Regions from separate parts of the Homo sapiens genome. Here region 1 is linked to region 2. Evidence: chromatin loops called from intact Hi-C (ENCODE). Cell type or tissue: mammary epithelial cell. All regions are shown on one strand. Each heading gives the region's core, and the rest is flanking DNA. Links, peaks and the distances in the headings are about the cores only. Region 1 overlaps LOC105374846 (a long non-coding RNA gene). Region 2 has its middle 44 kb from the start of KDM3A.

Region 1 (6,914 bases), core at 1,680-4,179, 410 kb before region 2:
CCTGTAATCCCAGCACTTGGGAGGCCGGGGTGGGCGGATCAAGAGGTCAGGAGATGCAGACCATCCTGGCTAACACGGTGAAACCCCGTCTCTACTAAAAAATACAAAAAATTAGCCGGGTGTGGTGGTGGGCGCCAGTAACCACAGCTACTCGGGAGGCTGAGGCAGGAGAATGGCGTGAACCCGGGAGGCGGAGCTTGCAGTGAGCCGAGACCACGCCACTGCACTCCAGCCTGGGCGACAGAGCGAGACTCCGTCTCAAAAAAAAAAAAAAAAAAAAAAAAAAAAAAAAATATATATATATATATATATATATATAAAGAAGAAATAGTAAATCCACAAACACATTTAAAAAACTTACAGCTCTTTCAGAAATTAGATCAAGTAGATAAAAATTTTAAAAAGACATAGCAGATATGGATAATACATTTTACAAAGCTTGATCTAATATAAAGAATTTTGTGCCCAATCATTTATACAAAACTGTGCCTAAACTTATTTACGAAATCAACCATCAATCAAAAACTTCAATTTCAAAAAGCGTAAATACAGCCACATTCTCAGACCACAGAGCAATAAAATTATAAACCAAAGAAGGGGGAAAAAATGTATCCACTTAAAAATTTGTTATCACCTTTTAAGAACTGTTATGATAACTAAGAAACAAAAATTGAAATTATACACTATTTAGAAATTGCTGTATCATAATTTAAAAAGTACACACGACCTTAATGTCTAATTGTGCAAAGTATGAGTGGAATATTATGCAGATATCAGATAAGATTCATGAAGAACGTGTTATAAAAGAAATTGGCTGAAATAAAATTTTTATGGAACTTTATGATTAAAAAATTTTTAAAGCAGGCTGGAGACCTGAATAGGAAATATGATGACAGTGATGGAAAAAAATTAAAAATATATAAGCATAGAATAGAAACAAAGCAAATGCAAAACAATATACCAAAATGTTAGGAGTGACTATAATTCCATATTGGCACTATAAGCCATTATTTTTGTTTTGTTCTGTTTTCTATTCTCCAAAATATTTTTAACCTAAAAAAGACAGCAAAAGTGAGGCAGAGAGGAATTTAGGGACTTGCTAAAGTCACAAATTCAATGCACGGCCCAGGCCACCCCCAGCTTCCATTGCTGTGTCTAATCAGCCCGGGACTTCAGTAAACGACAACAACAACAACAAAAAACGAGGATTCACATCACCAGGAGAGAAACGGGCTCGGCCTAAGGACTTGGTAGTAGCTGGCAGCAGGACGCGCTTCGACTAAGGGGCTCTGGTTCCAAGCACCCCCAGAGCCAGCGCAGGAGAGGACCTTCCAGGTAAACTAAAACCAAGAGCGGAATGAAATCGGTGAATAAGCCAAACGAACCTCAGAGGGACCTTGGCACCCGCACCCCCGCCCCGCACCTTAGTTCTGCGAGCCTTTCCCCGTCTCCAACGCGGGCAAGGCTGTCAGATCCTCAAGCCGACCCTTCTCTGCACCGCGACCTCAGTGTCCTGCGCGGGACATCAGAGGCCGGACGCTCCACCTGCCCCAGGGCACGCCCCGAGCCCCCAAGCCCATCTCCTTCCTGTCGGGTGCTCACCTCTTCCTCCCTGCGGGCCCAGGGCCTTCTTGAGGGGCTGCGGATGCGAATGAGCCAGCGAAGGGCCGCCCGCGGCCCCTCGGCACCTCTGCCCAGCCGTCCCGACCAGGGGACCAGCTCAGCCCCGGTCGGGGCCCCGGCACCCAGGACCGCTCAGGATCTCCATTCCAGTCCCTTCGCACTTTCTGACGGGGAAGGAGAGTTGGGAGAACGAGACTCTCAAGTCTGGGGACTTCTACCCACCATTAAAGCTTTGGCATTCTGGCCATTTCTTTCTTTTTAAAAAATTATTATTATTATTTTTTATTTTGAGATGGGAGTCTCGCTCTATCCCCCAGCCTGGAGTGCAGTGACTCGATCTCCGCTCGCTGCAACTTCCGCCTCCAGGGTTCAAACGATTCTTCTGCCTCAGCCTCCCCAGTAGCTAGGACTACAGGCTTGCGCCATCACGCCCGGCTAGTTTTTTTTTTGTTTTTTGTTTGTTTGTTTGTTTGTTTTTAAAGTAGAAACAGGATTTCGCCATATTGGCCAGGCTGGTCTCGAACTCCTGACCTCAGTTGATCCGACCGCCTCGGCCTCCCAAAGTGTTGGAATTACAGCAGTGAGCCACCGCGCACCAAGCCCGGCCCATTCTGGCCATATCTATAGACGGATGCATTGCACAGGAGGCTCAGCACTAATCGGTAGATACTGCGAGATGCTGGGAGGTTAAGGGGCCTACCCGCAATATCTCTGGCCAATGCCTTGGGCTAGAAATGCCATAATTAGCCGCTCTTTTGATCCCTTGCAAAATGCGAATCCCACCGCACCTCCACCCCACCCGAGTGGTAATCTCCTAGTGGTAATCTAAGTGAGCCTGTGATAAGATAAGTAGCTCCTGGTGGTGAGGGTGAGAAATTGGGGAGCTGGAGCCCCAGCCAGGGACGAGGCTGTAGGGGCTAGGGCGAAGATGGAGGCTGCTGGGCCCCCAGATGGAAGACGGTAACGTGCGCCCGCTTCGTTTTTGCTCGAGGTCAGTCAGGTGCAGACTGAATTCGAAGTCGCTCCCTCCTCCGCTCAACCCCGACCAGGCCAAAACTAAAGCAGCACCGCCCCCTGCTGGGCCGACAGGGCATCAGATTTTGCTGGACGCGGGTGACAGGCGAGATAGGGAGTGTCCCTGCTGCTAGTGCCCCTGCTGCTAGTGCCTAGTTACCTGCAGTACTTACCCTCCCTGGGCCTCAGTTTTTCTTCCTCTGTAAAATAAATGCGCTGGGCCGGATCTTTTCTGAGTTCTCTTCTCCCCTACGAATTCTAGATCCCTCCTCTGTCCTCCCTGCGCCAGGGACCTTCGGGCGACCCTTCCCTGTACCCCCACCCCACCCTCTCTGGACCCCGTTTCTGCCTCAGTACGGCGCGCTGAGCTCTGCCCCCTGCCCAGGCCCTGACCCCCTCAGGAGCCGCGGTTTCCTGGGGTAACAGTGGGAAACGTGTCGGCCGTCTCCGCTCAGGCGCTTGCTGTGTACAGAAAGGTGAATTCATGGGAAAGGTGGCGGAGGGATCCAGGTTCTGGTGGACGCTTTACGGCTCCACCAAGGCTGGCCCCGAGATTTGCGCAGAATGAGCGGCTGAGGATGGAAGGGCTGCAAGATCCACCGCCTTACTTAGCTGGGACCCGGCCCCACCTCCTCTACAGCAGACCCTGTCTCCACCGGTGCGGTTGGTGCTAGGTTCCCAAACACACTGCTGCCGTTTCTTGTCTGACATCGCGGCCCTGCTCCTGCCTGCCTTCAGCCTGGGCTAGCCCCCCGCCCTTCCCCCAGCTCCCTGCCCCTGCGCCCACCACACTCCTCCTCCGTCTCCTTTAGGCTGATTCAGGCACACCGGCTCTCGTCGCCTTGGTGGCCCTCCCCAGCCCTCCTCCGCGCCTGCTCCGGGTGGCGCTCCGCTGGGCTCCTCGTGCGCCTGTCCGCGACCGCACCCACCTCATCCTGGCACCCCCATCGTGGCATCACGTGTTCCCTCATCTGTCCTCATGGCTGGCGTGCCCCTCTGCGGTGAGACCTGCAGAACAGGAATTGGTGCCGGGTCAGCAGCCGGCGATGAAGCCGGACGAAGCCTGCAAACCCCACCCATACGCCAGCTTCACATAGCTCCTATCCATTGCACAGCAGCGTGGGGAAGCACCGTTCTCTACCCTCCAAGTAAGAAGCTGATTGTTGGGGCACAGGGGAGATCCTATAGCATGGCTCTGCTTATGGGCACGCGCAGAAACATTCCCAAATGAATTTTTTTGTTGTTTGTTTTGTTTTGTTTCTTGTTTGTTTTAAGAGACAGGGTCTTGTTCTATCGCCCAGGCTGGAGTGCAGTGGTGCAATCACGGCTCACTACAGCCTCGACTTCCGGGCTCAAGCGATCCCCCCACCTCAGCCTCCCAAGTAGCTTGGACCATGGACCCGCGCCAGCACGCTGGCTTTTTTTTTTATTTTATTTTATTTTATTTTTTGAGAGAACCTGATTTCCTTCCAACCAATTGTGCTCTCCCAATTCCAACAACCAAATGAAGCTTCAACGCTTCTTTTTGTTCAGAGGCCTCCTGAGTCCTGTCCTACTCACAGTAAAGGCTCTGGCAAAAACAAAAACAAAAACATCATGGGGCAAAATAAACTGCATCTTAAAAAGGCTCATTTCTCTCTAGGTCTCTCTCCAATTTGTTATCTTGAAACGATTTACCCAAAATAGAAACTTTAAAAAAGTAGTGGAAAATTTTCTTTTTGCACAAGATGGTTAATTCTTTTGGGTGCTGGCCTGGGATCCATGAAATAACCTACACTCCACCATAAAGCTTTTCACTCCCATGTTTTGCAAACTGACGACCTTGCTGGGGGCAAGCTCCCCGTGTGACTTTACGAGGGAATTTGAGTGGTGCAAGCCGGAGGATGGGGCCTCACTATGTGGCCCAGGCCGGTCTCCAACTCCTGGGCTCAAGTGATGCTCCCCTCACGGCCTCCCAAAGTGCTGGGATTAGATGCGTGAGCCAACGTGCCCCGCCCAAAGGGCAGTTGACCTCAGCGTCTGAGGTGTGGAGGGAGCAGCTCGTTCCTCTTTTTCCTGCTCTACTGGGAAGGTACAAACCATACTAAGAAATCCTCTTCAGTCTGTCCCCACAAAAAGAGAAAGAGGAGTTGCTGCAGGCCAAGGACAAGGAGGAAGGGAGGAGAGAGCCCTTGACTTCTCCCACTTCTTGACTTTCCTTGCCGTGGTCTTTCCTTCCTTTTTCCAGGTCCACACCTCTCCTTCTATAGTCCTAGAAATGGGTCACCCCCTACAGGAGTCAGAGCCTTCGCCCAGCCCTCATGCTCTGAGGGTAAGTGGGTGGAAACAGACGCCTTCCCTCTCGCAATGTTTCCATCACTGCGTCCTCCACCTTGCACCACTCAGATCCCCTCGGAAAGTCACACGGGGGGCTTGCCACCAACAAGGTCATCACCGTTTGCATAACGTGGGAGTGAAAAGTTTTATGGTCGAGTTGAGGTTATTTCATGGATCCCAGGCCAGCACTCAAAAGAATTAACCAACTTATGCAAAAAGAAAAGTTTCCACTGGCTTTGTAAGGTTTCTATTTTGGGTAAACTGTTTTAAGATAACAAATTGTCACATACACATTTTGTTGTGACAATTGTCACAACAAGAGAAAAAGAAAAAGAAAGAGAGAGAGAGAAAGAAAGAAAAAGAAACGAGCCTTTTTTGGATGCAGTGTATTTTTCCCCTTTATTTACTTATTTATTTATTTTGCCACAGCCTTTACTGTGAGTAGGACAGGACTCAGGAGGGCTCTGAACAAAAAGAAGAGTTGAAGCTTCATTTGGTTGTTGGAATTAGGAGAGCACAATTGGTTGGAAGGAAATCAGGTTCTCTAAGCATCAAAAAAATTCGTATTTTAAGTGATGTGAGTTATGGAAGGCAGAGAGTTCTTGGTATATGGAAGTTACTGAAACAGAGCAGTGGACAAACGGGCAGTCTGCAGAAGAGGAAAGCTGAATAGCCAGCAAACATGGGGCCAGATGCTCGGTCTCAACCTTAACAAGAGAAGTCAGGTTTAAACAACGAGATACCATCACACCCTATGAGATTGGCAGAATTGAAAAGACTGACAAAACCAGAAATAACAAAGCTCGTGGGTAAATGAAAACTCCTCCACAGCTGGTGTGAGTGTGGACTGGAACCATGACTTCGGAGAAAAATGTATCAAAAGCTATGGGACACATCTTTCGAATCAGTCATTTCTCACAAGGTTGCCATACTCCTCAAGTCATTCCTTTTCCAGGAAAACACCCTAGAGAAAATCTTGTACTTGGACTCTAGGGAATGTGTACAAGGATGTCCATTGTAGTTTAGCTTATAACAGCAAAACCCAGCCCAAAAGTACATCAACAAAGGAATGAATAAATGAAAGTGGCAGTTGTCATTAAACCTTTTTCCTTTTCTTGTATCACCCCAAAGTATGAAAGACTATGGACTCCTTCACTCATTAAAAAAAAAAATTTAGGCCAGGTGTGGTGGCTCATGCCTGTAATCCCAACACTTAGGAAGGCTTAGGCAGGTGGATCACTTGAGGTCAGGAGTTCGAGACCAGTCTGGCCAACATGGCAAAACTCTGTCTCTACTACAAATACAAAAATTAGCCAGGCATGGTGGCGTGTGCCTGTAATCCCAGCTACTCAGGAAGCTGAAGTAGGAAAATCATTTAAGCCCAGGAGGTGGAGCTTGCAGCGAGCTGAGATCGCACCACTGCACTCCAGCCTGGGTGACAGAGCGAGACTCTGTCTCAAAAAAAAAAAAAAAAAAAAAAAAAAGATTTAGCAAGGAACAGTGAATGGCTCACCCCTGTAATCTCAGCACTTTGGGAGGCTGAGGCAGGAGGACTGCTTGAGGCCAGGAGTTGGGGGCTCAAGAGTTGGAGGCTGCAGTGAGCTGTTATCACACCAATGCACTCAACCTGGTTGACAGAGCTAGACTCTGTCTCTAAAAAAAATAATAATACTAATTTATTGTGGCAAAATACACATAACAATCTTACCATTTTAACATTTAAGTGTACAGTTCAGTGGTATTAAGTTCATGCACATTGTTGTGCAACCTTCACCACCATCCTTCTCTCTAACTCTTTTCATCTAGAAAAACTAAAACTCTATAACCGTTAAACATAACTCCCACTCCTCCCTCTCCCCAGCCTGTCCCAACCACCATTCTACTTTCTGTCTCTATTATTTTGACTACTTTAAATACCTCAAATACATAGAATCATACAGTATTTGGTTTTTTGTGACTGG
Region 2 (6,914 bases), core at 2,899-5,398:
CACTGCAGGGTCAGCCTGGAGCTCCCCTCCTTGGGACTTGCTGGAAATTGCACCTTGCTTACCTGCTGTGCTTTTGTTGTGTTGGGGGTTTTCGAGTGGTCTGAGTTAACCAGCTTCTCCAAGAGTGATATTTCCCCTTCAGTTAGATTTGCATCAGACATGAGTCTTAGACACTGTCTAATGCTCAAGGAATTTATTCTGGCAGCACTTTTATAAGACAGGAGCAGGCTGGTGGCATGGGCTAGATACAGTCAGGGGATCAGATGACAAATGACAGAGAGGGTCTCCATCTGGAGACTGTTCTCAGAGTTTGGGGGATCCTTCCCCCTTTCTTATACCTGCATTCAGTCCAGGTCAATTACCTCAGTTACAAAGTGTTTCTTTCATAAATGGAGTTGAAGCTATTCTTGTAAGAGTAAGCTTTGTTTTATGATTTATGAAAGTTGCATCTATGCTGAGGTGGCCTTGTCTCCTGGAAATCCATGGACCAGAGTTGGAAATCTCCAGGTCAGGTTGTAGCATACTACCAAGTGACCAGTAGTACCAGCCCTGCAAGATGCATGAGTGGGCCTTATGGCTGCCATTAATCTTATAGCCATGATATGCCTCTTCCAGTGTACTACACCTTTCCCCGTCCTGCTGCCCCCCACACCCTCAGAGATGTCTTCTGGAATAAGTCGACTGCACAAGACTGCTTCTGAGGAATCTCTCCTAAATGAGGGAAGCCCAACCTTCTTAGTCCCTTTGGGCTGCTGTAATGAAGAGTAATATACTGGGTGGCTTATAAATAACAGAAATTTATTTCTCACAGTTTTCTTAAATTATCTGAATCAAATTTAACAGTTCTGGAGGCCGGAAATCAGAGAACAGGTGCTGGCATGGTTGGGTTCGGGTGAGGGTTTCCTCCAGTGACAGACAGCTGACTTCTTACATCCTCACGAGGGAGAGTGTATTAACTCTCTGACCTTTTCTTATAAGGGCACAAATCCCATTCATGAGGGTTCCACCTTCATGACCTTATCACCTCCTAAAGGCACAAACTGCTAATATCATCACACTGGGATTAGAGCTTCAACATAAGAATTTGTGGGGTGGGGGGACACACACTTTCAGTCCATTGCACCAACCTAGCAGAGACTTTCCAGTTTGGCTTCAGGGACTCCTTCTCAGGCTCCTCTTCACATTTGACACCATGGGCCACTCTCCTTCCAAAGCTCTTTAATGCGACACGGCATTCTCCAGTGTCTGCATTCTCTCTGATGCTCCTTCTCTGCTTCTTTCTCTGGCTCCAAGTACTTCCTCCAGTCACTAAGGGAGTGTTCCTCAAAGTTCCTTTGTCTTCTCTTCTCTCTCTACACTTTTTGACTTGCTGATCTTACTCGCCATCATGGCTCAGCCAGTATCTGTTTTCTCTCCTGAGCTTCAATCTCGCATTACCAACAAATCTCCCATATTACCAACAAATCCTGGTAGCTCGTCTTCACCGTGTCTGGAATGGACTCTTCCTCCAACCTGCTTCCCCTCCCTGTCTCCTAGTTCTGTGAGTTGCTCCTCCACCCCACTTCAGTGTCATCTCAGGCTCCTCCCTCTACTTTGTTCCCCTTCCCAAGCAGTTGCCAAGGCCTCTTGATCTTGTCTCTGCAATTCTTGACTCATTCACTCTCTCCCCATTTCACCACCACCTCAGTAAGTTGAGTCCATATGTAAGTCCAAGACCATCCATGCCTTCTATTTAGTCTTGCATAATTTCTGGTCCTATCCCAAGATATTACAAATGTTGGGACAGATCCTGGGATCCCAAATTTCTTTTTCTGAAAGCATCACTAATGGATTCCATGGCTGTTACATCTGTTTATATCTAGTAGATTCATGTTATCGTGTTCATGTCAGAAGATATTAATACTGGAAATTATAGGCATTAGTGGTCAAAAAAGAAAGAAGCCCTAGACATTTGTGGAATAGAGAGGAGAGATGACTTAAATTCTTTGTACCACAAGCTATGACTTAATAAGTCTCTTAACAAAGGTTACTATAAAGTAAATGAGAAAATACTCATCTCATGGGCATGCATTGAGCTGTAAAACCACAGTAATTTGCTGAAAATAACTGGATCAATATACCTTTTTTATGAAACTTTGACTAAAGTGGTTCATTTATATTATCAAAAAGCAAATAGCTTGTTCCAACTGGGTAAAAGTTATATAAATATATCACCGACACCATCAAAATAGAATTCAAAAAATACCGACTTACTATTTCACTGACTTAATTTCCTCCACTGCAAAATTTAGCATGCATCTGTGTCGTAGGTAATTATTTATCTCATCTGCTCATAATAGCAACATCCTTCTTCCGGGAAACTGCCCCCTAGCCACATGAGTCTGCCATTTGTGATACTCTGTGTTCTGGCCACCAGTGAATGCAGGTGACACAAGTGGAGTATTAACTCCCAAGGGCTTGGTTTGGGCCGGGAATTGACACATGACCTAAGCCTGGCCAATCAGAGTTTTCTTGTTAGATTTTTATCATTCAAACTTGGAAAGGAGAGCTGTGGTTGCACACGGTGTGGATGTAATGCTGGGACTGCCCACGGCCACATCCCTTATCTTATGGAGAAGCCAGTCTAAGAAAACAAAGCTAGCAAGGAGATAAGAACAGAGCCCCAAGGACAGTATGAGAGTCCTGGCGGTTTAAGCCCTGGATCCAGCTGAACCTACTCTTTCTATAGTCTTTCTCCCTGAGCCAATACATTTTACCCTTGTGCCTAAGCTAATTTAAAGAGTTTTGACCAGCAAATCCTTGTAGGCAGAAGATATATTTTCTATCAATCTGTGCCTCTTGGCATCTAGAGCAAGTGAGGGTTTTAGGAAGACCTGCTGATTGATTAAAGACTAATTTATTAGACAATTATCCGAATCAAATTTAACTGAGTCATTTCTTTTCTCCAAGACAGGCATGCAAGTGTGCACGAGCATATGCACATCACATACTCACATACACACACAGACTAAGTTTGGTGGCCAGGCATGGTGGCTCATGCCTATAATCCCAGCACTTTGGGAGGCCAAGGTGGGAGGATCGCTTGAGCTCAGGAGTTTGAGATCAGCCTGGCCAACATAGCAAAACCCTGTCTCTACCAAAAAATACAAAAATTAGCTGGGCATGGTGGTGTGCACCTGTGATCCCAGCTACTTGATAGGCTGAGGTGTGAGAATCACTTGAGCCCAGGAGGAGATCTTGAGATCACGCCACTGCACTCCAGCCTGGGAGACAGAGTGAGACCTCATCTCAAACAAACAAACAAACAAACAAACAAAAATAGACTAACTTTAGCATTCCCCATTTAGCAGACCTGGAGAGTGTGCATGTGTGACCGAGTGTACGTGCACACACACACACAGTCATCCAACTCACACAATACTCTTTTCTAGGAATACAGAAAAGCTTCACAGGTCATACTGGCAAAACCAAGTTGTTTTTTCTTTCTTTTTTTTTTTTTTTTTTTTTTTTTTGAGATGGAGTCTCGCTCTGTTGCCCAGGCTGGAGTGCAGTGGCGCAATCTCGGCTCACTGCAAGCTCTGCCTCCCGGGCTCACACCATTCTCTTGCCTCAGCCTCCCGAGTAGCTGGGACTACAGGTGCCCACCACCACGCCCAGCTAATTTTTTGTATTTTCTAGTAGAGACGGGGTTTCACCGTGTTAGCCAGGATGGTCTGGATCTCCTGACCTCATGATCCACCCGCCTTGGCCTCCCAAAGTGCTGGGATTACAGGCATGAGCCACCACGCCCGACCAAAACCAAGTTTTTTAGGGAATGTTTTCACATTATGTATAAGATGGGGAAGAAAAAGAGTATTATACAGCTTTCATTTTGTTTCAGGGACTGTGCTTTGTGTTGTAATATATTTCCTCTCATTTTCTTACCACAAAATTCTATCAGGTGCACATTATTATCCCCATTTGACAGATGAGGGAGCTGGAGACATGAAGCTCAAGGCCACACAGCTGCTATCTCTATCTGGAATTCAGCATGGACCCTGGCTTGTGGACTATGCTGCCTCCCTGTGGACTATGCACTGCTCCAGAGGCAAAATGGAGACCACAACAATCCATTTCTTGAAACACAGCCTAAGTTTCTAGAATCAAGATAGGTGCATAGCTAAAGTATTTGTCTATGCAAATAGAAACGGGCACAACGGAAAGACCAGGGTCATGAAGGGAAAGTCAGCGAAGGGCGAAGGGGGTGGGGGGCAGAGAGCCAGGAGGTTTGCTGAGGCATTAACCGAGTCCCACGGCTGGCACTGGCTCTAGACTATGAGCTCACCCATACACAATGATCATGGAGCCTGTGCCACCTGATCCAGGGCTTGGCACAGGGTAACTTCTCAGTGTTTCTGACTGAACTGGGGGAGATTTATTGAATAGCATGGGAAGGAGTAGCAGTCCTCAAAATACTGCCTCCAGTGTTTTGTCCACGAAGATGAAGAAAATAACCAGATCTTGCAGCAGCACTGAAAACTACGACCAACAGGCAATCAATAGACAGATAAATTGGGATCTGATTATGAGGCAGATATAACCATTTTGAGGAAAGCACCCAAGCTACAGCTCCTGGTACGAACCCCAGCTTTGCCTTCTGAGTGCTGGATGTAAGTAAGCAAGCTTGATTCTTCCATCTAGGTTTTGTCCTTGGGCTCAGACACACAAAACATAGGAAGAACAAAAGCTGGCATTTAATCCACCCTCTAAATCCCTTGGATATTTATTTATGCACTTTGTGCATTTTTTGTACACTTCCCTTCTCTTTTATACCCTCCATTCTCACATCCCATATTTCTGGAGATAGAGGCTACCAATTCCAGGGAATGGGGCAGTAAGTGAGTCTTGTGTATGTGTATGTTGAGTGGGGGTTGGGGGAAGTGAGTGTGTGTATAGTACATCTTGGGAAGTTAGTTCTAGGAGTAAAGAATTATCGGGCCAGGTGTGGTGGCTCATGCCTGTAATCCCAGCACTTTGGGAGGCCGAGGCGGGCAGATCCCCTGAGATCAGGAGCTCGAGACCAGCACGGCCAACGTGGTGAAACCTAGTCTCTTCTAAAAATACAAAAATTAGCCAGGTGTGGTGGCAGGCACCTGTAATCCCAGCTACTCAGGAGGCTGAGGCAGGAGAATCGCTTGAACTCAGGAGGCAGAGGTTGCAGTGAGCCAAAACTGTGTGGGAGAGACCCAAAGGACCTTGCAGTAGTTCATCCAAGATATTCCATTCATTTAGGGAAACAGAGGAATGCAGACAGGGAGTATGAGAAAGCTGCCATATGGGTAGTGCAACGCTTCCCTGGGAAACAGGCAGGGAAATCAACCTACTCCAAGCTGTAGATTTGAGAAGAGAAACCAAGCACTGTGGAGATGACGACCCACAGCCACCCACCCCCAAATAGTCTGTGTGATCACACCTTGCCTTGTTTGATGCGGAGTGAAGAGAACTGGATTTATAACAACATTTAAAGTGACATTTAAATAATTTAAAACAATATTGGATTTACAACAAAATAATGATTTTTTTTTAACATAGTCTTGCTCTGTCACCCAGGCTGGAGTGCAGTGGCATGATCTCAGCTCACTGCAACCTCCACCTCCTGGATTCAAGCAATTCTCCTGCCTCAGCCTCCCGAGTAGCTGGGATTACAGGTGCGTGCCACCATGCCTGGCTAATTTTTGTGTTTTTAGTAGAGATGGGGTTTCACCATGTTGACCAGGTTGGTCTCGAACTCCTGACCTCGTGATCCACCCGCCTCAGCCTCCCAAAGTCCTGGGATTACAGGCGTGAGCCACCGTGCCCGGCCCTAGCTATCTTTCTTTTATCAATTTCTGATTTAATTCTATTGTAGTCTGAGAGCAGATATTGTGTAGTTTCTGTTGTTTTAAACTTGCTAAGATAGGTGCATGGCCCATAATGTGGTCTGCCATGGTGAATAGAATATATTTTTTACTTTTTAGTATGTGGAAAAACAGTATAATGAACTATATTTTCATCACTAGGCTTCAACTGTTATCAACACATGGCCAATCTTATTTCATCACTGGTTTCTCTCTTCCTGGCTAATTTAAAGCAAATTTTAGAAATTATATCATTTTATCAATAATTGCTTCAGTATATATTATAATGTGGGCATCACCATTGAGAATGTGGTCCTTAGGAATTCAACAAAATCATCCTGTACCAAGACCCACTGATATCCTTGCCTTTACCTACCCTACTCTATGCCCTATACCTTGGCCCAGGCTAGATGAATCTAATTTGTCTCTGTGCACTGAAAGGACTCTGCAGGTGGCTGATATAAATATGCCTTTGGGAAGCTACTTCGGGTGGCCAAGGGGACAGTATTGCAGTTGGCAGTCTGACTCCAGCTGTCACCACTTGTGAGCCATGTAGCCTCAGACAAGGCATTTAACCTCTAGAGCTGTATCAAGGTTTTTCTCTTCTGATTAAATGGAGAACATAAAACCTACTTCACCAAATTGTTATGAAGCTTAACTAAATAAAAGTGAAAGTCAGGTTAGTCATTATTATCACAGTTTATGCAGCAACACAATCATGTCAGGGAAGTCTTTAGTGTAGGGATTTCTTTTGCATACAGGAAGCCCTGTGCCAACTTTAGAGAGTCCAGAAAACCCCATGAAACCACAAGACCTAGGCACCAATTCCCAGAACAAGGCTGAATTTAGTCCCTGATAGAGTCTGAATCCTGACTATGGCAAGCTAGGCAACTCAAACTGTCCATTGTGAACTGGGCATTATCTAATCCACTGAGTCATAAAATTGGAATGTGCAGCAGTACTCAGTATAAAATGGAAATGGTGTTTACAAGATAAGGCCCAAGCAGGTATAAAAGGCTCAAGAATATTGCATAAGCA

What was found. Hi-C counts contacts between places; a loop is a spot of excess contacts. Peaks named below come from ENCODE experiments on the same cell type or tissue, not always from the same donor. Only the 100,000 strongest peaks of a DNase experiment are listed, where the experiment ranks them.
Region 1: a loop joins it to region 2, with 21 times the contacts of the local background. A loop is called at or near these places in 3 of 110 quality-filtered maps.

The regions. Positions count from the first base shown.
Region 1 is chr2:86,804,318-86,811,231 of GRCh38, reverse strand. LOC105374846 (a long non-coding RNA gene) reads right to left here. Exons shown (of 3, transcript XR_940321.3): 2 at 3,567-3,645. It also overlaps a transcript of CD8A not described here. Among named protein-coding and RNA genes, the nearest start is that of CD8A, 17 kb to the right of the region's middle. RefSeq lists a silencer at 2,615-2,804. In mammary epithelial cell, for the core only: a CTCF peak has its summit at 2,703 (motif pointing left); DNase peaks (open chromatin) are centred at 2,741, 3,151 and 3,661; H3K4me3 peaks cover 1,513 bases; H3K27ac peaks cover 276 bases.
Region 2 is chr2:86,393,771-86,400,684 of GRCh38, reverse strand. No RefSeq gene overlaps it. Among named protein-coding and RNA genes, the nearest start is that of KDM3A, 44 kb to the left of the region's middle. In mammary epithelial cell, for the core only: a CTCF peak has its summit at 4,066; no DNase peak of the experiment used is centred there.